2 separate regions of the Homo sapiens genome follow, and region 2 is linked to region 1. A link is a contact called in ENCODE Hi-C or POLR2A ChIA-PET data. All regions are on one chromosome and are shown on one strand. Each heading gives the region's core, a stretch centred on a gene start or an enhancer-like site at or near the end of the contact. The rest is flanking DNA. Distances are from core to core; before and after follow the strand shown.

The links. A loop is a pair of places that touch in the nucleus more often than their neighbours do. ChIA-PET counts read pairs that join two places held with the same protein, here RNA polymerase II (POLR2A). Pooled maps may share reads with other maps.
Region 2: a map of gastrocnemius medialis shows a loop between it and region 1 (2.6-fold over the local background). The contact joins two enhancer-like sites. A Hi-C loop is called at or near these places in 1 of 168 maps with a recorded cell type or tissue (gastrocnemius medialis), 3 of 37 single-sample maps with no recorded cell type and 3 of 50 pooled maps. POLR2A ChIA-PET finds 5 or more read pairs at or near these places in 1 of 52 experiments (AG04449).

What each region holds. Positions count from the first base shown.
Region 1 is chr1:222,041,345-222,046,207 of GRCh38, forward strand. LINC01705 (long intergenic non-protein coding RNA 1705) reads right to left here. Exons shown (of 3, transcript XR_001738485.2): 3 at 360-578. Among named protein-coding and RNA genes, the nearest start is that of LINC01705, 16 kb to the right of the region's middle. Within about 2 kb of position 2,272, at least 5 of the 41 ENCODE cell types and tissues checked have a DNase peak (open chromatin) inside an H3K27ac peak, as active enhancers do.
Region 2 is chr1:221,884,250-221,889,072 of GRCh38, forward strand. The region is part of intron 2 of LOC124904517 (a long non-coding RNA gene); the gene reads left to right. Among named protein-coding and RNA genes, the nearest start is that of LINC01655, 46 kb to the left of the region's middle. Within about 2 kb of position 3,007, at least 7 of the 41 ENCODE cell types and tissues checked have a DNase peak (open chromatin) inside an H3K27ac peak, as active enhancers do.

The DNA.
Region 1 (4,863 bases), core at 1,022-3,521:
AATAATTTATGCAGAAGCCTAATAAATTATTACAGCAGAGGCCTAATAAATTATTACATTATTTATTTATTTATTTATTTATTTTGAGATGGAGTCTCACTCTGTCGCTCAGGCTGGAGTGCAGTGGCACGATCTCAGCTCACTGCAAGCTCTGCCTCCTGGGTTCAGGCCATTCTCCTGCCTCAGCCTCCCAAGTAACCGGGACTACAGGCGCCCGCCAACATGTCCGGCTAATTTTTTGTATTTTTAGTAGAGACAGGGTTTCACCGTGTTAGCCAGGAAGGTCTCAATCTCCTGACCTTGTGATCCGCCCGCCTCGGCCTAACAAAGTGCTGGAATTACAGGCTTGAGCCACCGCGCCCGGCCATATTATTTTTTTATTTGACTTGCTCATATACTTGAATCAGTAGGGGCATTTGTTGAGCACTGACCATGACAACACAGGTGATATACGATGCAACGGTGTCAGACCCCGACAAAGAGTGCGCACACGGGCATGAGTGGCTCTGATGCAGGACGGCAGGACGGCATCAGCACCAGCCTGGACTGTGGGGACACCAACAAGGGAGCGCTTTATCCTGGGGGAAGAAAGTCTCATGAATTCAAGCTGGTCCTTCAAGGATCCTTAGAACAGCAGCATTCTCTCTACTGGTGCACATAGATGTTAAAGATGTACCATCTAGGAATAGGCTGCCTAAGATGGAACCCCAGCTCTGCCTCTTATTACCAACCTAACCTTGGGCAAGTTACTTAAGCTTTTACGTCATAATTTCTGCAGCTGCAAGACAGAGCTCATGTTAACACCTACTTCATAACGTGGTTACGAGGATTAAATGAGATAGTTGATGTGACGCACAAGCCTTCAGTACATTGTCACAAAGAAATTCCTCAAGAAATGTTGGAGGTTAATGGTACTGTGGGAATTTTATTCCTGGAAAAGGGAACATTTGAGCAAAGAGAGGAATGCACAGGATAATTAAAGGAATATCTTGTGGCTTAGTTTGACTGAATCATAGCACATATTATGGGAGAAAAGGCAGGTCCTCAAGTAACCTCTCTGGGTTAGTCTTTGCATTCACTTGCGACATTTTCTCGATTCCATCAGTGTACATTCCGTGTCTCTCTCTAGTTCCTGGACTCTCTAAGACTGGAGCTCACATTGTAACCACTCAGACCACTCAGCCTTCTCTTTTCCATGAGAATCATCTTCCATCCCTATTTTCAGACTATTCTGGTTTCATCAGCTTTTTAAGACAATTATTAATATTTTGATGAAGTTGGCAGTCTAGTAATGACAGTGTGATCACTCAACCTGGTTATAGAGAAAAACATGTTTGCAAATTTTCCATCTGGTGAAAAGTCTAAAGGTCCCAAGCTCATTTCTGTAATCTCTCAAATTCCAGTGCCTATTCTAGAAGGGGGCTTGGTCAGACTGGACCAGACAGCCACCCTGAACCTGGAGGGAACAAGCTCAACAGCACGGGGACAGGGATGGAGGTGAGGACACCAAGTTGTGGGTAGGCTGCAGGGTCTACAGAAGAGTCAGTTCATTTTTAAAATGAGATGCCTGTGAGTCCCCCATGTGAATCAGCTGTCACTGCAGGGTACTCATGCTGTTCCTATCATATCATTGGGATACTTTTCAGAGCATGGTTCCCAATACTCAGAACCTTTTATTTTATTTATTTTTCCCAGAGAGGTATTGACGTATTTGCATAAAGAAATAGAAGTTGCTGTCTCATGGACTTTTGGATGCAGAATAATTATTTTGCAAAACAATATGAATAAACAGCAGAAAAAAAGTAGGAAAATAGAAAGAGAAGCAGATGCCCCATCTCCAGGGTGTGAGTATCATCACCTCACGTTTACATCAGAGTTCCTGAGTATCACTCTCAGATCATAGTTATTTTACTCTTTCCCCCAATATCTACAAGTACAGTCTGACACTGTGCAAAGCTACCAGTGTCCCCTGAGGGTTGTTTGCCCCTAATGGGTCTTCTCTCTGCCCTTCCCACTTCAGCTTCCAGTCTCAGGTCTCTTGCCCCAGCAGAAGCCCTGCCCCTCACCGTGTGGGGACAGGAAAGGTCCCTTCCCAAGCACCACATTATCAACTACTATTGGACCCACCTGGGCAATTTGGCAGCCTATGTGCCCTGGCATTCTGGGACAGCTTAGGAGTGTCTGAGAATAGACAGAGATGGCCCAGAGCTGCAGCTGCACAGCTGAGGCAGAGAGTGCCCCAGCGCCCCAGCCTCAGGCAGCCTCCTCGGCCTCCCTCCCAGGAGCAGGCTGGCTGCACAGCTGATCCTCACTAATCCCGCTCCGTAGAGCCAAACTGCTTGATTTTCATATATCTATGACTTGCGTGTTCTTTACATCGCCTGCTTTATTTTCAAACCTGTCAACAGGCCTCTGAAAAGGTTGCACACATGAGCAAAGGTCTGGGCAGCTGCAGGAAGGACAGAAGCAGCCGCAGGCTGGGCAGGAGGGGGAAGGCCTGGGGTGGCAGCCCAGCTACAGCAGGGCAGGCACTCAGACCTGGGAGACTGAGTCAGGAGAACATGGACTTCCCATTTTGGGGGTTTTGTCTCATCAAAACAAAAACCAGGCATATGTTTTTCTGCCCTGAGATCCTATCTGGTTAGATTAGCAAGCTGGCTATAAATCTGAGATGGACCACAGACTTACTGAACTATATTTATCAAGTTTCTTAATAAAGCAAAGGCCCAGAAGCCTTTGAGAGTGAACACTGTTTTTTTCTGACAGAGACATAAGCCAGCAACAAGCAGTTTATTGTTGTTGTTCAGTTGCCAAGTGGGTGATTCAATTAAAATAGGAGCTACATCAGATCTGTTTGTATGAACCCACAGCGTTGCTATTTGTAAAGGGGCCCTACTTCTCGGACTTACATCATTGCTATTTTTTTTTCAAGATTGTTTTAAGGTCTCTAAAAGAAGACTCACAGGTTGAGATTTGCCTACCGCGTTGTGCCGACAAAGACCAGACAGTCAGACTGAGGCTGTCTCTGAATATGGATGTTGTGCCAATCATTGTTTCTAAGCTGACAGGTCAATTCAATCTAACAATGGAATTCAAGATAATGAAAGCCAGAATATCAGAATAGAAGAGGATCTTGGGAGTTACAAGGCATGACTCCTTCATTTGAAGCTGAGGAAAGTAAGGACCAATGACTTTGCTAGACTGGGACTTGAAGGCAGAATTATTAGGGCTCTTTCCAGTGGACTACACATACCCGCAAGCTCCCTGGCATCTTGAAATAGAGTCTGGTTCAGGAGCTTCATGTCGAACCAGATAAATGTGTAACACAATGGGAGAGAGGAAAACCCGGGTGCCATAGATGGGAAGAACAGTATTGTGGGCTCTCATATCTACAGGTGTCCTCTCAAATTAGAGAAGTAGCCTCCAGATTTTGTTTCACCCATAGACCATGTGGAGAATTCAGTCTCTGATGGGCCCCACAAAAAAACTATAGAGGAGATGGGGCCCGGTGGCTCACGCCTGTAATCCCAGCACTTTGGGAGGCTGAGGCGGGCAGATCACAAGGTCAAGAGATAGAGAGCATCCTGGCCAACACGGTGAAACCCCATCTCTACTAAAAATACAAAAATTAGCTGGGCATGGTGGCAGGCACCTGTACTCCCAGCTACTCGGGAGGCTGAGGCAGGAGAATCACTTGACCCTGGGAGGTGGAGGTTTCAGTAAGCCGAGATCACACCACTGCACTCCAGCCTGGAGACAGAGCAAGACTCCGTCTCAAACCTAGAGGCAAAATAGCAAGATAATCCAGGGACTAATGAGTAATGCAGAGGAAACATACCTTTTCTGGTGGACGCTAATGCACTCTTCAAATATTTCAATGTAACAGGATTCTAAGTTGGAAGTTTTAATTGAAGTATCATGATTTAATAAATATCAGATACAGAAATATCCAAAAAGCCACCCAATAATGATTTCACATTTCATGATCCTCTCTTTGGAGAAGCCTGCACTATGAATACCTCACAACCCTCAAAGAGTGTGGCATGGGAGGGCATCTGTTCCTCCCCTCAAGTCCCTTAGGAGAAGGCTCAGGGGATGACTCAGGAGTCTATGATATGTCCCCTTGCAGGTAGAGGAGTGATGCGGACTGGTGCCCTTCTCTCACCCTTACAACGTGAGGGATGGCCTGCTAAGGGGGAGATGATGGTGTTAGGCAGCTTACTCCCCTGGAGTTTGTTAAGATGATGCACTCAGAGTGTTCAAGGACCAGATGTAGGCCACGTTGGGGAGCTGGCATTGGGATGGTCGGCAGAGGTTTCCAGGGGCTAACGAGAAGATATGTGACCACTAGAGCAGAAAGCATCACAGCATCCGAGGGTCTGAAGGTAAAAGACCACCAGGGAGCAGAGAAGCCTTATAAGAAAACCAGGAGAAAGCACCAGACTGTAACTGTTCCCAAGCTTGCTGAGGTCTGAGCCAGCTGTCTTTGGTTGGGCTTCCTGGGAGCATTGTCTGAAATAGGGATTCTTGTGAAGTGGTTTACTGGGGGAGTGCTCTCGGCAAAGCAGAATAAAAAGGAGAGAAGCAAAATAAGGATGTGGTCTCTGTTCAAGGCTAGCCCCTGACTCGTCCCACAGCAAGCTCTGGTCTGTCCTGGAGAAATGAGGCCAGGCTTTTACCTCCCTGTCAGTTGGTCATTGGCTGCTGAGTGCAATGTGGGGGAAGGCGAGGAAGCAGCTGGGGAGAAAGTTGGGGAGTTAAATAGGGAGGGGAAGGGCCATGACTCAGAAAAGGTGGCTTCCATTTGGTCAAAGGCAAATTCTCCCAAGAGGGGGAGAACTATAAGCCATTAACAGCCAATAG
Region 2 (4,823 bases), core at 1,757-4,256, 160 kb before region 1:
GCATGTGAGACAGAAGAGATTGGGGAGACAATGTAGAGGCGCTGGTGAGCCTCCATGGGTGGGCTGGACTTTCACCAAGAGAGACCACTCACTGTCATTGTCCAGATTCACCCAAGAACCCACAGTTCAACAACAGCACCAGAAACATAATTACCATCAATTAAAGCCAAAGGTCTATGTCCACAAAACGAGGACCTAGAAGAATATCTTTTTGAAGTGGAATCACAGAAAGAATGCTAATCAGTTGGGCTTTATCTTTACTGTGGACGTAATTTAAAAAAAGGAATAACTTGTGTGGGGTAGGAGGAGCTTTCAATCTAGTGCGAGTTTCTTCCTTGATATCAGTATTACTGGCTGTCTGAAGAGTCAGTGGGAAACATTACCACCATTCCTTGGAAGTCTGTAAGGCTAATATGGCTACCCATGGGCTTCTGGCAGAGCAGAAAAGACACCAACTTCAAGGTCTGAGAAACCTTCACCCCTGCTGAGTGGCTTTGGGAAAGTATCGCCCCCTGATCCTGTGGTTCTCACATAAAACAAATACATTATACCTATTTTTCAGGATACTTGTGAGGTTTAGAAATAATATCTGGCACATAGCAGACATTCAATAAGTGACAGATAACATAATTTTCTCTTCTAGATGACACAGGCAACTTCTTGTCTAGGACAAGAGCACTGAGCTAAGAAATTTCCAAGAATCTCCTCCAGGCCCAAGATTTTAGCCACTACTGAAACTGATCTGCTTGGACACAATCCAAACTCCTGCAGGCAGCATGAGTGCAGTGAAGCCTTTCTTCTGGCCCACATTATCTTTAGCCACCCCACTCCACGGAGCTTGCCGGAGTCTCTTTACACACCCCCCTCTAGCCTTTTTCCTCTTCACTCCACTATTTGAGTCCAATTTCCTCTGAAAAAGTATTCACTTAAATAGGTGGCGTTGCACCAATTTCATTAATTGATCTGTGTCAATGTTCTAATGAGTGCTAACGAGTGACCTGCTCAGGTAGGTGAACATCAAGTCATGGAACACTAGTAACTCAACATCCCAGGTAGTAAAAACATCAAGCACAATGCCAAAAGACCTCTTCACTCTAGAAGATCTTCTGTAGGCCAGGGAAGAGGTTTTGTGGGAAATTTGGGGACCCATGGACATGCTCAATTTAGGACACTTCAGGATGTTTCTGTTGTATCTACCTGGAGAGATCAACCTGGAAAAATAGTCCTGCTACTTTACCAGGACTATCAGCCAGAAGCTATGCAGGAGAGTGCTCCAAGTCATACCACAGTCAGGCCAGATGGAGAGGCCCAGAACCTTCATTCTGAAACCACTTTCTTAGTTCTAGGAATTTTAACTTTTGAAAAGATGGAGTTTAGAGACACTCTGGGAATTATCTAAGTTGATCACTTTATTTTTTGCGAAGCTGATGCTCACATAAATGAGATGATTGTTAGGCCCTAGAATTAGTTAGGGCTGAGTTGAATTTGAAACCCAGGTTTTCTAGCACCTAAACCAGAATTCCCTGTGCTAGTTTATATACATATATATACATATATCTTCATATATATGCATATGTATATATATATGCACCTTGTTATATATAAACTTTTGTATATCTTACCTGTTCTAGAAGAGTCTCTGGTGGTGATGGACCAAAAGATCAAATCTGTAAATTATATTCCATTACCAAGAATCTAGGTAATTAACTGCCTAGAGCTCAGTCTGCCCAACTGTAAAATGAGCAGAGTATTCCCTGCATTGGTCTATGTTGCTAGGCTGTTACAAGAATAGATAGGAGTGTCTTGCACACAAAAAATGCTGAAAAAAATTGGCTAAAGAAAGGAGAGAGTTCAGAAAGTCAAAGTTCACACATACACAAGTTATTAGAATTGATCACCATTCTCAGATTCAGAAGCTACTGGTAGTGTTCTCCCTACCCCCAAGATTGGGAGAGCATTAGCCTTTATAGCTAACATTAGGCAACAGAATGGCTTACTATTGGAGCTGGCAACCTGCATGCTTCTACACACAGACCACTGAGACAGGCAACCTCCACACCTTCTACCAACTGCTGATGGGCTGTTGCTTAGACAACCCCACATCCTGGACCCAAGCTCCTAAACAGACCAAGAAGAATAGCAGTGCACTGAAGGTGGAGTAGACAGAGGGAGAAAGAACAAGCAGACCACCTAAAATGATGACCCTAAAGAAATGGAGTGCCTGAACGAATGGGACTGATGTCAATTTGGAAAAGGGGTAGGGAAAGAGAGGGGGAGAGAAAAAGGGGGAGAAGGGGGTGTGAAAGAGAGGGAAGGAGGGAGGAATAAAAAGAATATGAGAATTTAGGAGATTCACATACATATTTGAGACTCAAAGTAGTGACATGGAAGATCAAGTTGAAGGAATATTCTAAAGCCTACGACAAATATCCATATCTCACCATTGTTAGTACAAGGGGCCTGAAATAAAATTCCCTTGGGGTAAGATTGCACACAGGAGGCTACATCTGCTGTGCAGCTCCCCAAAACTTTAGCCACTCTGACTCATCCCAAGGGGAAGAATTTTGGCCACCTGAGTTCCTGACTTGGATTCTGACTGTGGCTTTTAGCCTTTGCATCATCCTGCATCTTAAGGATTGCTCTGTCTGTCTCTCCTTCTCTGTCCTGGGTGAGCAAGCTGCTGGCATCTCCTGTCGGCCACAGGAGGTGTGTTGACAAGGGCCAGGAAATATGTGGGAAGGGGTGGGTTGGGGGGAGTTTCCTAGGCAGCGTTCCTCTAGGAACTTTCTTCTCTAGGAATTCTCTTAGATCAGCATCCATTGCCTGTCCACTGGGTCATAAGCTTTCCTTATGCACGTTCAGTTGTTAAATCTACAACACCTCTCGCCCCCACACAGACTTTCACTCCCGCTCAAGAGAGGGGTCAGGGTGTGTGTGTGTGTTGTGAGCAAACTCCTTCATTGCCATGGACCTGGCAGAGGCACAAGCCAGCCCCATTCCAGGACCATGTGACACTGGCTGGGTTACTCACTTGTTTGCCCTCCAGCAGGGGCAGCCGGGGACACCTCCCTAGAGTGACTACAGCGTTTATCCCTGGGATGACTCAGCCCAAGCCTCCCTCTGCCCAAAAAGGGAATCTGAGGCTGGGGCTGGAGATGGGGCCTGTTGATTAGCCGCATCTATGGTTGGGAGAGCATAGAAACTACCTCTCACCTGGGAAACATGAGGGACAGAGTGAGTAATGCTCAGATCAGTGGCTCAGGAACTCAGCGTGAAACATAAGTTTATTTGAGAAGCTCAAGTGACAGGTGGAGCTTTGCTTCCAGAACCCCAAGGAAGATCCTACTCAGCCACCTAATGATAACATTTTCATTTCAGATTTCCATTCATTTCATCTCACTGACTTCACTCTCACCTTTATTTTGTTTTCGTCATTTCTGGAGTGGGTCAATTACTTAACCCTGAATAGAGATGTGATATAGCAGAGTCTTAGGGTGGGTTCTGGCTGATTCCTCATCAAGAATAAGATTCTATTTCCTTTGTCCTGAACAGGATAATCTCTTCAGATTACAAAGCTGTACCTACCTAGTATTGTTTGTTGATGTTTCTGTTGTTTATAAACACTGGTCTCATCTCTCCAAGAGCATAATACATTCCTCAAAAGCACTCGCTTCCCTTATAGTTCTAATTCCTCATGGCACTCTCTGAGAAGCACATGTGGATACTTAACACTTGTTACTTGATTGTTCTCAATCTTAAATACCTGGAAGAAAAGGCATTTCCACAACCTCACCAGTCACCAAATCCAAGAACTAAATTCAGCAAGATCGAGTTTTTGATAGCAAAATTAAAGTTACCATATTTTACACCATTTCACCAACAACATCTGTAGTTTAATTGGTTAATTTCCATCTGCTGGCCTTCTAGCTAACTCTGAGGCATTCCCCTGATGTTACTATTATAATTGTTCCTAGAGGTCTACGATAAAAACAACGGTTATTTGTAGAGGCTTAATCACACACAAAGTGATTTCACAGGTATTTCTACTTAGAGCATCACCCTCTGTGGCGGCTATAATTGCACTTCTCAGATCTCCGACATCGGGGAGCAACATCAGGGACCATAATTAACTCAGCGCAGACGGGGCTCTAAAATCCATCATGCGTTTGTGATGTGGTCTGATGGCCCTTTCAGCCTCTCCACGCTCCTGGGCTATTTTATCTCACAGGTGTTTCCCCTAACAAAATGTTCTTGCACACATTCTGTCTTCACATCTGTTTTTCTGAGAACCCACTCCCTCGAACCTAGCTTGACGAGCCCCTTCTCTGGGTCTCCAGAGCACCCTGGATCTGTCTCCATCAGAGAATTCCGCATGCCGCGTTACACTGTCTGTCTCCATGTTAGACCTGGATCCACAACCGTGCTGTAATGAGGTGAATGTAACCCATGCTGGGAGAGGGTGATTCACCTCACTGGCGAGTTGAAGAGTGAATGTGGAGGTCAAAGAGGGTTTCACCAACAAGGTACCTTCACCTGTGCCTGGAAGGATGGGTAGGATCCAGGTAAGGAGGATGGGAGCCAGCATTTAACGCAGAGGGAACAGTGTGAGAAGGAGGATGGGAGCCAGCATTTAACGCAGAGGGAACAGTGTGAGAAGGAGGATGGGCTTAGGAGCCTGATGAATATGTTGGTATGGCTGGAACCGGTCTAGAAATGTGGCATCTTGGTGATTGCCACACTGAATAGTTTTAACTTTATGTTGCACATAGTGCTTCTCAACCAACGTTTAAAAAATCTGCCTTCACACAGTGTGATCAAATAAC